2 separate regions of the Homo sapiens genome follow, and region 2 is linked to region 1. A link is a contact called in ENCODE Hi-C data. All regions are on one chromosome and are shown on one strand. Each heading gives the region's core, a stretch centred on a gene start or an enhancer-like site at or near the end of the contact. The rest is flanking DNA. Distances are from core to core; before and after follow the strand shown.

Region 1 (6,478 bases), core at 1,364-3,863:
CCTGGGATGGAATGCAGCTCCAGAGGCTGCTGTTTTGCCTGTTTGTCATAGGATTACTGTATTACAGGGCTTTGAGACCAGCCTGCTATGTCCCCTCAGATCTGGCCTCTGAGGCCCCTGGGCAGGATGGCATTTTCACTGCCTCTCTTTCCCGCTCCACTGACCTTCACTCAGTATTTCCTCCTTCTCTGAAGCCCGCTTCTCATCACCACCTACAGCCTCAAGGATGCCTGCTTGCATCTTTGAGGCTTTTGTCATCGGGCTTGAAGATTTTTTTCCACATGGTCCCCTTAATCTGCTCCCATTCTTGACAGTTTAACACTCGTGCTGAAATTTCATTCCTTGCAGAGTTGGGATTTTCATGTGAATCGTTATAGCTTCTCTCTGGTTTACCATTGGCTTCCCAGAGCTCAGCTTCTGGGCACTTAATAAATGTTCATTTAATCAATTACTATCCCAATACTTTGTTCTCTTGTAACAACAGTTTTCACCTCCATTTCTGACAATGCTTTCTTCTGATTCATTCAATAATGAGAGGTCAACACACATGTTCTCTGTTTTTCTCTAACAAAAAAGACATGCCTTCATCCCTTCTTCTGTTCAGTGGTGCCCCCTCTACCTGGGCCCTGTGTGGCATTCCCCTCTGCTTCCTCTGGATCCTTGGCTCCATTAATTTTTTTCCACATTCTCCTATCTTCAGTCGCTTCCTTTTCCCTTTCTTTTTTCTTTCTTTTTTTTTTTTTTTTTGTGAGGCGGAGTCTTACTCTGTTGCTCTGTTGCTATGCTGCGATCTTGGCTCACTGCAACCTCCGCCTCTCAGGTTCAGGCCTCCTGCCTCAGCCTCCTGAGTAGCTGGGACTACAGGCATGTGCCACCATGCCCAGCTAATTTTTGTATTTTTAGTAGAGACGGGTTTTCCCATGTTGGTCAGGCTGGTCTTGAACTCCTGACCTCGTGATCCACCTGCCTCGGCCTCCCAAAGTGCTGGGATTACAGGCATGAGCCACTGGGCCCGGCTTTCCTTTTCCCTTTCTTTTTCCAGACAGGTAAAATGCACAAGGCTTGACCGTTCTTTTAAAAACGCTTCTCCACTGAAATGACTCTCCGTGGTCACAAATAACCTCTTTATTCCTGAAGCCAGTGGACCCTTTTCAGTTTTGCTCTCATCTGTTTTCTCCACTGTCAGCCACATGCCTTTTCCACCAATTTGCCTTCTTTTTTTTTTTCCTCTCTCTTTTTTTTTTTTTATTTTACTTTAAGTTCTAGGGTACATGTGCACAAGGTGCAGGTTTGTTACATATATATACATGTGCACAAGGTGCAGGTTTGTTACATATATATACATGTGCCATGTTGGTGTGCTGCACCCAATAACTCGTCATTTACATTAGGTATATCTCCTAATGCTATCCCTCCCCACTTCCCCCACCCCATGACAGGCCCCGGTGTGTAATGTTCCCCTTCCTGTGTCCAAGTGTTCTCATTGTTCAGTTCCCACCTATGAGTGAGAACATGCGGTGTTTGTTTTTTTTTCCTTGCAATAGTTTGCTGAGAATGATGGTTTCCAGCTTCATCCACATCCCTACAAAGGACATGAACTCATCCTTTTTTATGACTGCATAGTATTCCATGGTGTATATGTGCCACATTTTCTTAATCCAGTCAATTTGCCTTCTTAAAACTTCTTGGTGGCCCAGCACGGTGGCTCATGCTTATAACCCCAGCCCTTTGGGAGGCTGAGGTGGGTGAATTGCTTGAGCCCAGGAGTTTGAGACCAGCCTGGGCAACATGGTGAAAACCCGTCTCTACAAAAAATACAAAAATTAACCCGATGTGGTGGCACTTGCCTGTGGTTCCAGCTACCTGGGAGACTGAGGTGGGAGAATCACCTGAGCCTGGGAAGTCGAGGTTGCATTGAGCTGAGATTGCGCCAGTGCACTCCAGCCTGGGTGACAGACTGAGGCCCTGTCTCAAACAATAAAACTTACTGGTTTTCCTGCCTGATTGCTTTCTCTGAACTGTACCCTAGATCTTCCTACCGTGGTGGTTCAGATGAGAGATGATGGTAGCCTGTATGTGGGTAGTGCTTATCAGAGATGGAAATAAAATTGACAAGAGTTGATAATGTATTAGAAGCGGAGGCTAAGAGAGAGGTAAGCAAGATAATCACTAGGTTTCTGACTTGCATAATTGGGCGGTGATGTCATTCACTGAGATTAGAAGCATTCCAGGGCGACTATGTGGTAGAGAGGCTACAATGAATTCAACTTTAGATGTATTGGAGATGTGTTTAGAATGTCTTAAGGGTAAATGTCACATAGGCTTTTATTTATTTATTTATTTGAGACAGAGTTTCGCTCTTGTCGCTCAGGCTGGAGTGCAGTTGGGTGATCTTGGCGCATTGAGACTTCCACCTCCCGGGTTCAAGCAATTCCCCTGCCTCAGCCTCCTGAGTAGCTGGGATTACAGGCATGCACCACCACGCCCAGATAATTTTTGTATTTTTAGTAGAGGCGGGGTTTCACCATGTTGGCCAGGCTGGTCATGATTTCCTGACCTCAAGTGATCCGCCCACCTCGGCCTCTCAAAGTGCTGTGATTACAGGCATGAGCCATCGCACCTGGCCATGAAGGCTTTTAGATGGGTCTGGAGCTTGGAGGAGAAGTCTGAACTAAGGATAAACTAAAGGTAAGTTGCTGAGTCATCTGTAGAGAGGTGGGAATTGAGGGCACGGATGAGACAGCCTAGAAGAAAAGGAGGAGAAGATGAGAAGAGAGTATCGAGGTATTGGAAACTGGGGAGGGCAGACAAGTCTAAAAAGGAGACTGGAAAAAAGTAGTTGAAGATGGAGAGGGCAAATCTGGGCAGTGTTGGGACACGGAAGCTGAGGAAAAGAGCAGTTCAAGATGCTTGAAATGAACACACCAAAAATACTGTGAACTATTCAGCACGTCCTTGTTTTATAAGTAAAATTCATAGTCACATCAGCGAAATAATTTTAAATGTATGTCTGTTGACTTAAATATTGGTTTTCTTTTGTGACTGAGGTTCCAGTACTTAGGAAAGGAAATGAAAGAGAGGCAGGGCACTCAGGGCTGACTGTCTTCTCAAAGTGCTAACTGATAGACTCTTCCAAGAATGGAATCATTTGTGTTTTCTTTTTTTTTTTTTTTTTTTTTTTTTGAGACGGAATCTCGCTCTGTCGCCCAGGCTGGAGTGCAGTGGCGTGACCTCGGCTCACTGCAAGCTCCGCCTCCCGGGTTCACGCCATTCTCCTGCCTCAGCCTCCCGAGTAGCTGGGACTACAGGCGCCCGCCACCACGCCCGGCTAATTTTTTGTATTTTTAGTAGAGACGGGGTTTCACCATTTTAGCCGGGATGGTCTCGATCTCCTGACCTCGTGATCCGCCCGCCTCGGCCTCCCAAAGTGCTGGGATTACAGGCGTGAGCCACCGCGCCCGGCCTCATTTGTGTTTTCTATTAAAACATATAACCCAGGGTATTAGACCACCATGGTGGTCACGGCGATCACAAAATATTTTTAACTGGTTTGCTGTGAGCTGATTTAGTGTTCTGAAATTTTATTATCTTGACTGGTAGAATTATTGGAACCAGCCATACATGTTAGAGTGATTGACAGCTACTTCTGATGAGGCTTTTATTGGATCTCAGGCAGCCTGCAAGTCACTGTCCTTTGCATTCAGATGCATTTATTTCCACAGCCTCCAGGGTAGCTAATGTTATTTTTCCTTCCCATTCCGAAATTTTAAGATGCCTCAGCTTTAGCCTGGCTCCTAAACTGATGGACAAGAGGAGAATATGAAGAGGAAGACGGGTCTCCTGGAATCCTCAGTTCCCAGGCTCTTCCCTCCAGTGGTCCAGGAACACTTTTGTCCCTGTCATAGATTTGTGTAATTCTCATGATGTGTAACATATGGAAAGAAAAACCAAGTTTTGTGTAGCCTAATAGATAGCTGTTTAGGAAACCATTCCAACTGTCCAGCTTTCTGAGAGTTTGCAAATATCACTTTACTTCTTACATTAATAGAGCCTCATGCAAATCAAATCATGTTGAACTTTATTAGCTATGCTTGATGTTATTTATGTTCTAATTAAATTAATGAGAATCTTGCATTTCTTCACAAAATTAAATTTCTAGAGTCTCTTTTTATTGTAATGTCTACATTCCATAATCAATGAATGCTTTTAATCCTCTGCAGTGATACTTTCTAGTGTTTTGGGAATGAAGCAAAGGCTTCAGAAACATTCAAAACAATCGAGTGTTAGGCTGTGCTATTGTTTGTTTAATGGGCAGAGGTCACTTGCTATGGGAATACTGAGGGTCTGCATGCTGGAATCATTCTCTTTTTGCCCAGGATGGGATCATTGGGTGAGTTTACTTAATCCATGGGCTTTGTTTCCCAAGACTGTGTCAGGGAACAAGACACAATTGTTTCCAGCCCCAGAGTCCTCTTGAGAGAGTGGCTCCAGCAACTTTGCTCTGTCTCATGTGATGTAGCATCCTCCGGCATCATTTAGAAAAGTGAAAGAGCAAGTAGAAAGGAATCTATCTGATCTTCATTTCTTTGCTGTTGTTGTTGATTTGTGTCACACATTGCTTCTCAGGTGGCCCCAAGAGTAAATCAGAAATTCCAATTGAGATTGCAAATTTTGTTTTAATTCTCTGTTGCTTTTCCAGCAATCAGTGCTTTCCTTTAAATTCTGTCTCGTCTCCTAAATGAAGGCAGCGTCGTGGCCCAGTTTGGGTCTCTGTTTAGCAACTGTGGTCTGTTTGAACTGAGGCAGTCCACATGTTACTTCCATTCTTTAGATTAATGTGATGACCGTAGTCCCTGCCAGAATCTTTTGGAACCAGTTATCCCAGGATATTGACATGTGACACGGCCATAGGACTGAAAACTTCCTCTCTTCCAGGGCCAGCCACAGGAGAGAGAAAGGGATTAAGAGGCTACTGTTGTGTCAATGCTGCAACTTGCTTTAGGACTCTGAGCTGGTTTCTTAACTTTTCCGTTGATGAGCAATAAAACCAGTAGAACAATAACTGCCTTCAGTGATTTTACAGATTTGTGTTAGTTAATAAATATAGGAATTTAGGGAAAGCTGTTTCTGATTTATATTTGATACCGATGTAACATTTTATTGGCGGGCGCTCCTGCTGGATCCTCACTCTGTGGTTAACAGTGACTCCTTTTCTGGTAGCACTCCCTGGCTCTGCAAGTCACGGGAAATAGCGTAAGAGCTCACTTGTCTCTTATGTTGAACAAACAGAGGCAGCAACCGCTATGGCAGAGGGTGGCACCTTCTGGCTATGTGTTTTCCTAAGTGGCCTGAAATGAAACTCCTAGAAGTTGTCTCATTGATAAAATGAATGCAATCTAGGTACCACTAATTATCTAACCCCGGGTCATCAGCAGGATTTACCACCACTGCCAGCAGCCCCAAGGCATAGGGGAAGAAAGAATTTTTTAAAAAGAAGTCATGGAAGCAACACAGAGAGAAAAACAAAGCAGCGCTTATGAATGAGATTCGCTATGAGCCCCCACCCCCGCCCCTCAGGAATAACATTTTAGATAAGCAGTGGACACGAAGCAGGCCCCGCTCTGAAAGAGCACAGGAGGTAGAAATGTCTTCCTTTTCTAGGATATAGATGGTGTGGGTATCAAAGCCATTGTTGACAGGAAGGAGGTGGTGTTGGATAAGAGACTAAAAATAGAGCCGGAGTAGTAGTTTGAATCCAGCAAACCAGCCCTCCTTCTAAAATTCTGCAGCACGATCCCATCACGTAAGAATGTGTCTCGTCCGTATGTGACAAAGACACGGTTTTATTGACCTTAAACAAATGGGCTATGTCTGCCAGAAAAGCTTGTGCCGTCTTGACTGTATTCATAAGAAATAGAGAGATATGAATCATGCCATGTAGGTTCCAGGGCGGGGGCGTTCCCTCCCTCTCGTCCTTCGCTTTGCCTTGCATTATTGCAGACGACAGCAGTGCAGGGATGAACTCACTTTCTAGGGAGGAAGCCGCCAGTAAATAACTAAACAAAGAAGATAAGTTCCGATAATCATCGCTGTTAAACTGAGACTAAAACGAGAGATGAGGTAGTGACTGGGAGTGGAGGGGAAGTTGATTGAGGTGGATCACGAGGGATGCCTCTCTGCGGAGGCGATGCCCACATCGAAGCTCTCAGGATGAGACGGAACCAGCCGTGTGGGCAGCTGTGGGAGGACGCAGAGATGGGCAAATGTAAAGATGCGAAGAACACCAGAAATGGTGTTTTTGAAGGACAGAAAAATATGAGTCGAGCTAGAATCTAATGAGCAAAGAGAAACGAGTTAGATGTGATTTTGGAAAGGGAAGGCAATGTGTTTCTCTGTGTGCTGATCAGTCCTGAGGTGCTGCAGCAAGAAATTGACATATAGAGGTGGATACCAGAATGGTGAGGAGTTTGGAAGAAAA
Region 2 (6,478 bases), core at 2,457-4,956, 560 kb after region 1:
AGTTGTTGGGGAATTGATTCATCTGCAACCCAGTTGGTAGTATCTTTTTTTTTTTTTTTTTTGTCCATTGGCCAGACTGCTGGCTCAGCAGAGTGAACTTCACAGGGGACTCTCCCATGGCCTACTTTAGAAAAACAGTAAACACACCCCCACAAAGCCAAACACGCTAACTGTAAAGAAGAGTTTACAAAAATACCACCCATTACTACTTGAGAGCAGGCCTCATTCCTGTGATCCTGGCAATAAGTGTGCTTAATTAAAACACTTGATTAGAATAATCAGTTTGGGCCTGGTAGGCTTGCAGCCTCCTGGAGATGTCTAAATCTACATATAGACCGGCTGATTAGAAGATGCTTAGTTCAGCAATTCTGGCCGGCAGGCCAGGGCTTTGATTTTAGTCGGAAGAGGCAGACTTCATCACACTTGCTTTCTAGTGACAACCTCAACTGCATAACGTGTTGATCCAGCAAGAATCAGGTCATTCCACTTGGCAAACTGGTCTGTTTTCTTCTCCTCGAATTAGACTTTAACATGATCAAAACGGAATTCCAGAAAAACAGGCGAAGTACTGCTTTCCTTCTCTACAGTCTTTTCCTTAAAAGTAATGTCTGAACAAATGCAAATAAAAATGGTGCCGGTAAAAATTATACCTTAGAAAAAATAATCTGAATATGGGATATGCTGCTGCCACATCCCGTGAAATTTGTCTTTACATTCACCACACATATCCTAACAGTTGCATGGGGTTCTAACTGCCAGACCGCAACAGAAGGGCAGCACCTGACTGTAAGTACTTCAAAATCAGGACCAGTCCTCAAGCGCTTGAAAAGATGAGGAGAGGAGCTGGAGGTTACAACGAGCTATGATCGCAGCACTGCTCTCCGGCCTGAGCGACACAAGACCCAGTCTCTTAAAAAAAAAAAAAAAAAAAGTTTTTTAATGAAAGAATGCCGTTGATGCTTTCCCTATCCGTGCCCACTCTTCACTCCGTTCACCATCTTTTCTTTCTCCTTTTGCCCTGGGCTACTCCTGAATGCAGTTGTTTCTCTCGCCTGCTGACAGCAAATCAGCTGTCCGAGGTGCTTTTGGAAAGGAGGGATTCAAGAGAGGAAGCCAGAAGGCACTGATCCACATCATGTTCTGTCTGGGTAAAACCACCCGGGCAGTGCTCACAGCCGCTCGCTTGCTGTTGTACAGAGGAGGACAAGGTCCACCTGGACCAAGAACTGCCACCACCCATCTGGCCGGGGCGGGGTGGGTATCATTTGATCTCCAGCAGAGTGGGGTGAGTCTGCCCCTGGGAAGCCTCGAAGGGCAACATATTAAGATCTCACCCTTCCATAGATACCCAAATTTCCTCCCACTTTCCTTCAAGGAGTGATCTGATTCCAGCATCCCAGTCCACAAAATGCATCCCCATTCCAGAAGCTGGAGGTGGAATGGAATTACAGAAATGAGTTGTCCAAGTTCACAGAAGTGGCTTAAGTTAAGGTGAGCAGAGATTCCCTTTGCTAGTACCCTCCACTACATCACAGCCTCCTCATAACGCTCCCCGGGAAGATACCGCAAATACTCCTTACCGCCCCCCTTCCCATGGGCACTTGATCTTTCCAAAGCTGCCATCATTTACAGCCAGGACTAGCATTTTTCATTCTATAACGATCCGCCGACACTAAACAAAACAGATGCCTTGAGTGCCCCCTCTGCCTGCCAGTATTTCTAGCTCCTCACGCCCTTCTGTGTAGGTAAGCCAAGTTTGACTCTCCATCATTTCCAAAAGAAAGACCATTGGGCTGTTTACCTAGATTTTCCATAAGTTATTCATCTGGCTTTGAACATCCTACTAGACCCATGAAAAAATAAAATAAAAATGAGTTATAACTCATTATCACCCATTTTAACCACAGAGTTAAGCCAGAGTACCAAACAGGTACTGATAAGCCATTTGAATTTTCTACCTTCTCATTTAAGCCACATAATGAATGTCCTCTGTTTGCCAGACTTCTCATTTGCTGTTCACCACCCCTGCAAGCAATGGTCTCTTGATGTTAGTTAATTACTAATAACTTTTAGGTAAATTGAGTAAACCTTTTCATTTATGAACCGACTTAGAATCCTGTCGTGGAGGAATACGGGATTCCTAGAGTCCCGTGGATAGAGAATTTACTATCAACCGATTCTAAGCCTAGAGTAACATCATTATTCAGTTTAGAGTTAATGGGTTCCTCAAAGCAAATTTAATAAATCCTTCTGGGATCTAAGCTCAGGAAAATTAAAATTAGAAGCATAAATTGTCACTTTTAGGGCAAGAGACTGGCTTGGTAACAGTCCCCCTGCTTACAGGGTGAATTGTGAGCTACGCTTAGCCCTGGCCACAGGCATTCATCCTGTATTATGCAGGGAAATCTCGTTCTTCCACCTGTGTGCAGAGATTTCCTGAATTCCAGCCACAGCGGCCATTTCTCTATGGCATAGCTCGCTGCACACAACTGTCAGGATTTACAAGCGGTCCGCTGGGTCAAAATGAATTTTTAAAAATGTTCACAAGTGAACTCTATCAGGGGAGAGTGCGGGGAGCATAAATGCCCAAGGACTTAAAATGACAAATTCTCGGGCGTGACTGAAAGGCTGAAAATGGGGCGCTCAGTGGAGGTCGGTGAGGAGGCTCACCAGGCTCTCTTCAACCTGGAGTTCTTCTGCACCGTGGTTAATGACCGTAGGCTGGAGACTGCCCCATCCCACACCTTCCTCCCACACGAACACTAGGGAAAGTCTAGTCTGCCTGTTCCAGAGAAAATTCTGCAAAAATCGTCCCCAGAACTATCTTTGCATCCACGATGCTCGCTCTCTCTCTCTCTCTCTCTCGCTCTCTCTCGTTGCAATGGGTCAGGTTGAATCTAACCCTCTCTGTCCTTTAAGGCTTGGAAGGAATGCCATAGGGCTCCCTCGGTGGGCCAGGGCGACGTTGATGACTCAGGATCTCAAAAGGACCTAGAGCCAGTCTGTCATCCCCAGTTTCTTAATTTATTGACAAAAGGTAACGAACAAGCAGATTGTAAAATATCTTTATTCAGCTATGACATGATTTCCAAGCTCAAAAAAAAAAAAAAAAAAAAAAAATCAAGCCTGGCGTTTAACTTCAGTCTGGAGCATTGACAGGTGACAGGTCACTGCAGAACACAGAGGTGACCCAAGGCAGAGAACGGGAGGTAGCGAGAGGAAGACGACACCCTTCCCTGAGTCCTCCCTCATCTGGGGCTTCCCTCTGGCCTTCCCCTGGGGTTCCTGGGACTCGGCTTCTGCGGACATGGAAAAGCCGTCCCAACATCCGGCGGCCCCGTGGGCAGGGGTCCTGGGACGCCCCCTCCTGCATCCCCGGGCGGGCCCTGCAGGGGATGGCGGCGATTTCAGGAAGGGCTCCGGCGCCCCCTAGTGACGCGCGGCTGTGGTAGGGAAAGTCCTGCACGCCAAAAGGGCAGTTCCCGGGCCAGAAACCGAGGTGAAACCGAAGAGAAGGCGCCGCCGCTCGCCGCTCGCCACTCTCCACCCCAACCGCGGCGGGGCCGGCTCTCTGACCCTCTCTTCCCCACCTCTGCTCTGCCCTCCGAGTTTCACACTTAAAGCGGAGACTTCTGCTTCAGCACCGCCGCACCGAGGCCTGGGCCCTGCCAAAGTGGCTCGGGTAAGATTTCCCTGCACGTCGAGCAGACACTGTCATGCCGCGTTGCTCTCACTCACAGATCGAAATAAGGCCCTTCCTCCCGGGAATCGTCCGCGGGCTGAGTTCCGCAGCGCCTGAAAACAGTGATTTCTGAACTATCATATTGTTTCCCTTTTACTTTTCATGTTAACAGTCCTGTCGCTGGAAAGAATGTCCCGGAAGAACGGATCACTTAAATTCAGAGTGGCATTTTTATTTCTGAGGGAGCTGGGCTCTCACGGAACGTGCTGGAGTGACAGCCTGGAAGAGCGAAAGCCGCCCCCCCTCCCGCTTCCCCGCAGCTCCCCAGCCGCCTCGGCCTGGCCTCCCTGCAGCGGTGACATCCAGTCTCCCTCCTCTACCCAAGCCTGCGGCAGCCACGAAAGCCACCGCGGCGCAGAAGTGGGGAGGGATTCAACCTTTTGCCCCTGGGTTGTCGCCCAGAGAAGCCAATGGATGCTAATCTCATATAGCAGCCTGTTTGCTGGTGTCCTGCCTTCAGAAACCGGCCGTGAGTGAGCCCGCTGGCATTTTGGGAGGCCAATATATAGGCCCTTTTTCCTACCCGGGTTCTCGCTGAAATGAGTAAGGCCGGAGATGGCTCAGGAAAGCCAAAATATCACCTAGATAAAGGCCGGGTTGGGAAGCAGCAGGCACAGCTGCATGGGAAATCCCAAAGGGCCACTAACGGGACACCAAGATAGATCAGCCAGGCGCTGGCAGCAGTGGCAGGATGACGGGAGAGGCCCTGCTCCCTGAGCTGGAGCCCAGCGTGCCCATGCCCAGTTCGTTCCTCCCCACTCACCAGGAGGGCAAAGCGCTCCCCTGCCCACTGGGAGCCGGGATGACCAGGAGGCCCGGAGTGAGATATCTGTCTCTCTCTCTCTCTCTGTCACACACACACACACACACAGACACACACACACACACACACACACACACACATATATCACCAAGGAGGCTGTGGGCTGTGGCACTAGGAGAAATATTGCACCAGGTCTGGAGCCCCGGGTTTGCGGATGCTGCCCCCACCGCCTGTGGCCTTCAGCCAGGTTGCTTCCCGCCCTGGGCCTCTGCCGAAGCCAGAGGCAGGGGCTCTCCACCGGCAGCAGCGAGCGCCTCGCCTGCTGTGACAACTCTGTCTGGCTCTGGGGCTGCTCGGGAACCCGGTCCTAAACACAAGTTCTTGGGTCGTAAGCACAGGCTGGCAGTCCCAGATCGGGAGGCCCCATGCATCTGCTCCCGACCTGAGTCCCTCGCCCTGGCTCCCACTCCGCCACCCCATGGCGCTGCCTGCGAGAGGCGCCGGAGCCAGGCTCTGGCCTTTTCCGAGGCGGCTGCCTGCCGGTTCCTCTCGCGCCTGTTACACGGCGGACGGCAGGCTCCCGGGCTCTTGTAAATCAAAGGGCAACAGGACTCGCCTCGCCACCACTCAGGCTCTTTCTGCGGCCTCTGCCAATTAGTGCTCCAGTTAATCACACTTAGCAACTCCCTGGAGAAGCAGCGAAGCCGGGAGGAGCCCAGCGTGGGAGACCCCCTCAGGCTGGCTCTGCCGAGACGGAGATGACCACTGGCCTCTGCGCCTTGGTTTCCCCATCTTTACAGTGAACCCAGACCTTGGTCCCCAGCCGCCCCTCCCCACTTCCCGTGCCAAGACGCTGCATGTGTGTGCACACACACACGCATCTGTGTACGCATGTGTGCATGTGTGTGTGCATGTGCGTGTGTGCCTGCAAGTGCGTGTATGTGTGCATTTCTGTGTGTGTGTGCGTGTGCATATGTGTGGGGTGTGTGCACGTGTGTGAGTATATGCATGTGAGTGTGCACACGTGTATGTGTGCCTTTGTGTATGTGTGTGTGCACGCACATGTGGGTGGGTGTGTGCGTGTGGATGTGAGTACGTAATGTGCGCGCACATGTGTGAGTGTATGCATGTGAGTGTGCACGTATGTGTATGTGTGTTTGCGTATGTGTGCACGTGTGCATGTGGGGGTGTGCGTGTGTGGATGTGTGTACATAACGTGTGTGTGCATGTGTGAGTGTATGCATGTGAGTGTGCACGTATGTGTATGTGTGTGTTTGCATATGTGTGCACGTGCTGTGGGTGTGTGCATGTGCACGCATGTGTGTGCATGTGCGTGTGTGCAGGCATGTGTGCATGTGTGCATGTGCGTGTGTGTGCATGTGTGTTTGTGCATGTGTGTGTGCATGTGTATGTGTGTGGACAGAAAAAGCTAGAAGAAAGAGCCCATGGTGATATCAAGGCTACCACCCAGACGTCTTTCACCATCTCCTGGGAAAGTCCCCGAGCTGCGGGAACCCCAGCCACAAAGCTCAGCCACATGAAGAGGCCCCAGGACGGGAAGGGGGTTGCTCTCCCTGCAGCCCCCACCCACCAGGGAGGGAAGTGGCGAGCAGGGCTCCCTGGCACCTCCTCACACTTCCTGCAGGACAGAGCCTAGTAGCTGCCCTGTCCCCACCCCAGAGCTCACTGCTCGCCGTTTGAAGATGATGCAGCCTGACTCTCGGGCGTGAGTATTTGTAACCGCACAGGAAATGACACGGAGCATGGCAACCTGCAAACACAGCCCTGCCAGCATCCCATGCTTTGCCCTGCTCCAGAAAAGGAAACTCGAGGAGGAAGGAAGTGGGCAGAGGAGACAGCACAGGGTCCCTGGGTCCATGCCTGATGGTGCCCAATGTTGTCCCCCTTTTTCTGGCAGCCTTAAAGGCTAGAACTGGACTGAACCCCAAGGGCACGCCTCACCAGTTCTCCCT

What was found. Hi-C counts contacts between places; a loop is a spot of excess contacts on that map. Pooled maps may share reads with other maps.
Region 2: a map of mammary epithelial cell shows a loop between it and region 1 (6-fold over the local background). The contact joins the enhancer-like site here to the promoter of TENM3 in region 1. A Hi-C loop is called at or near these places in 3 of 168 maps with a recorded cell type or tissue (chondrocyte, mammary epithelial cell and prostate gland) and 5 of 50 pooled maps.

What each region holds. Positions count from the first base shown.
Region 1 is chr4:182,240,789-182,247,266 of GRCh38, forward strand. It overlaps TENM3 (teneurin transmembrane protein 3), which reads left to right and starts at 2,614. Exons shown (of 28, transcript NM_001080477.4): 1 at 2,614-2,688.
Region 2 is chr4:182,803,104-182,809,581 of GRCh38, forward strand. No RefSeq gene overlaps it. Among named protein-coding and RNA genes, the nearest start is that of DCTD, 110 kb to the right of the region's middle. RefSeq lists enhancers at 708-877, 4,530-5,468, 5,597-6,098 and silencers at 3,291-3,380, 3,401-3,450. Within about 2 kb of position 3,707, at least 5 of the 41 ENCODE cell types and tissues checked have a DNase peak (open chromatin) inside an H3K27ac peak, as active enhancers do.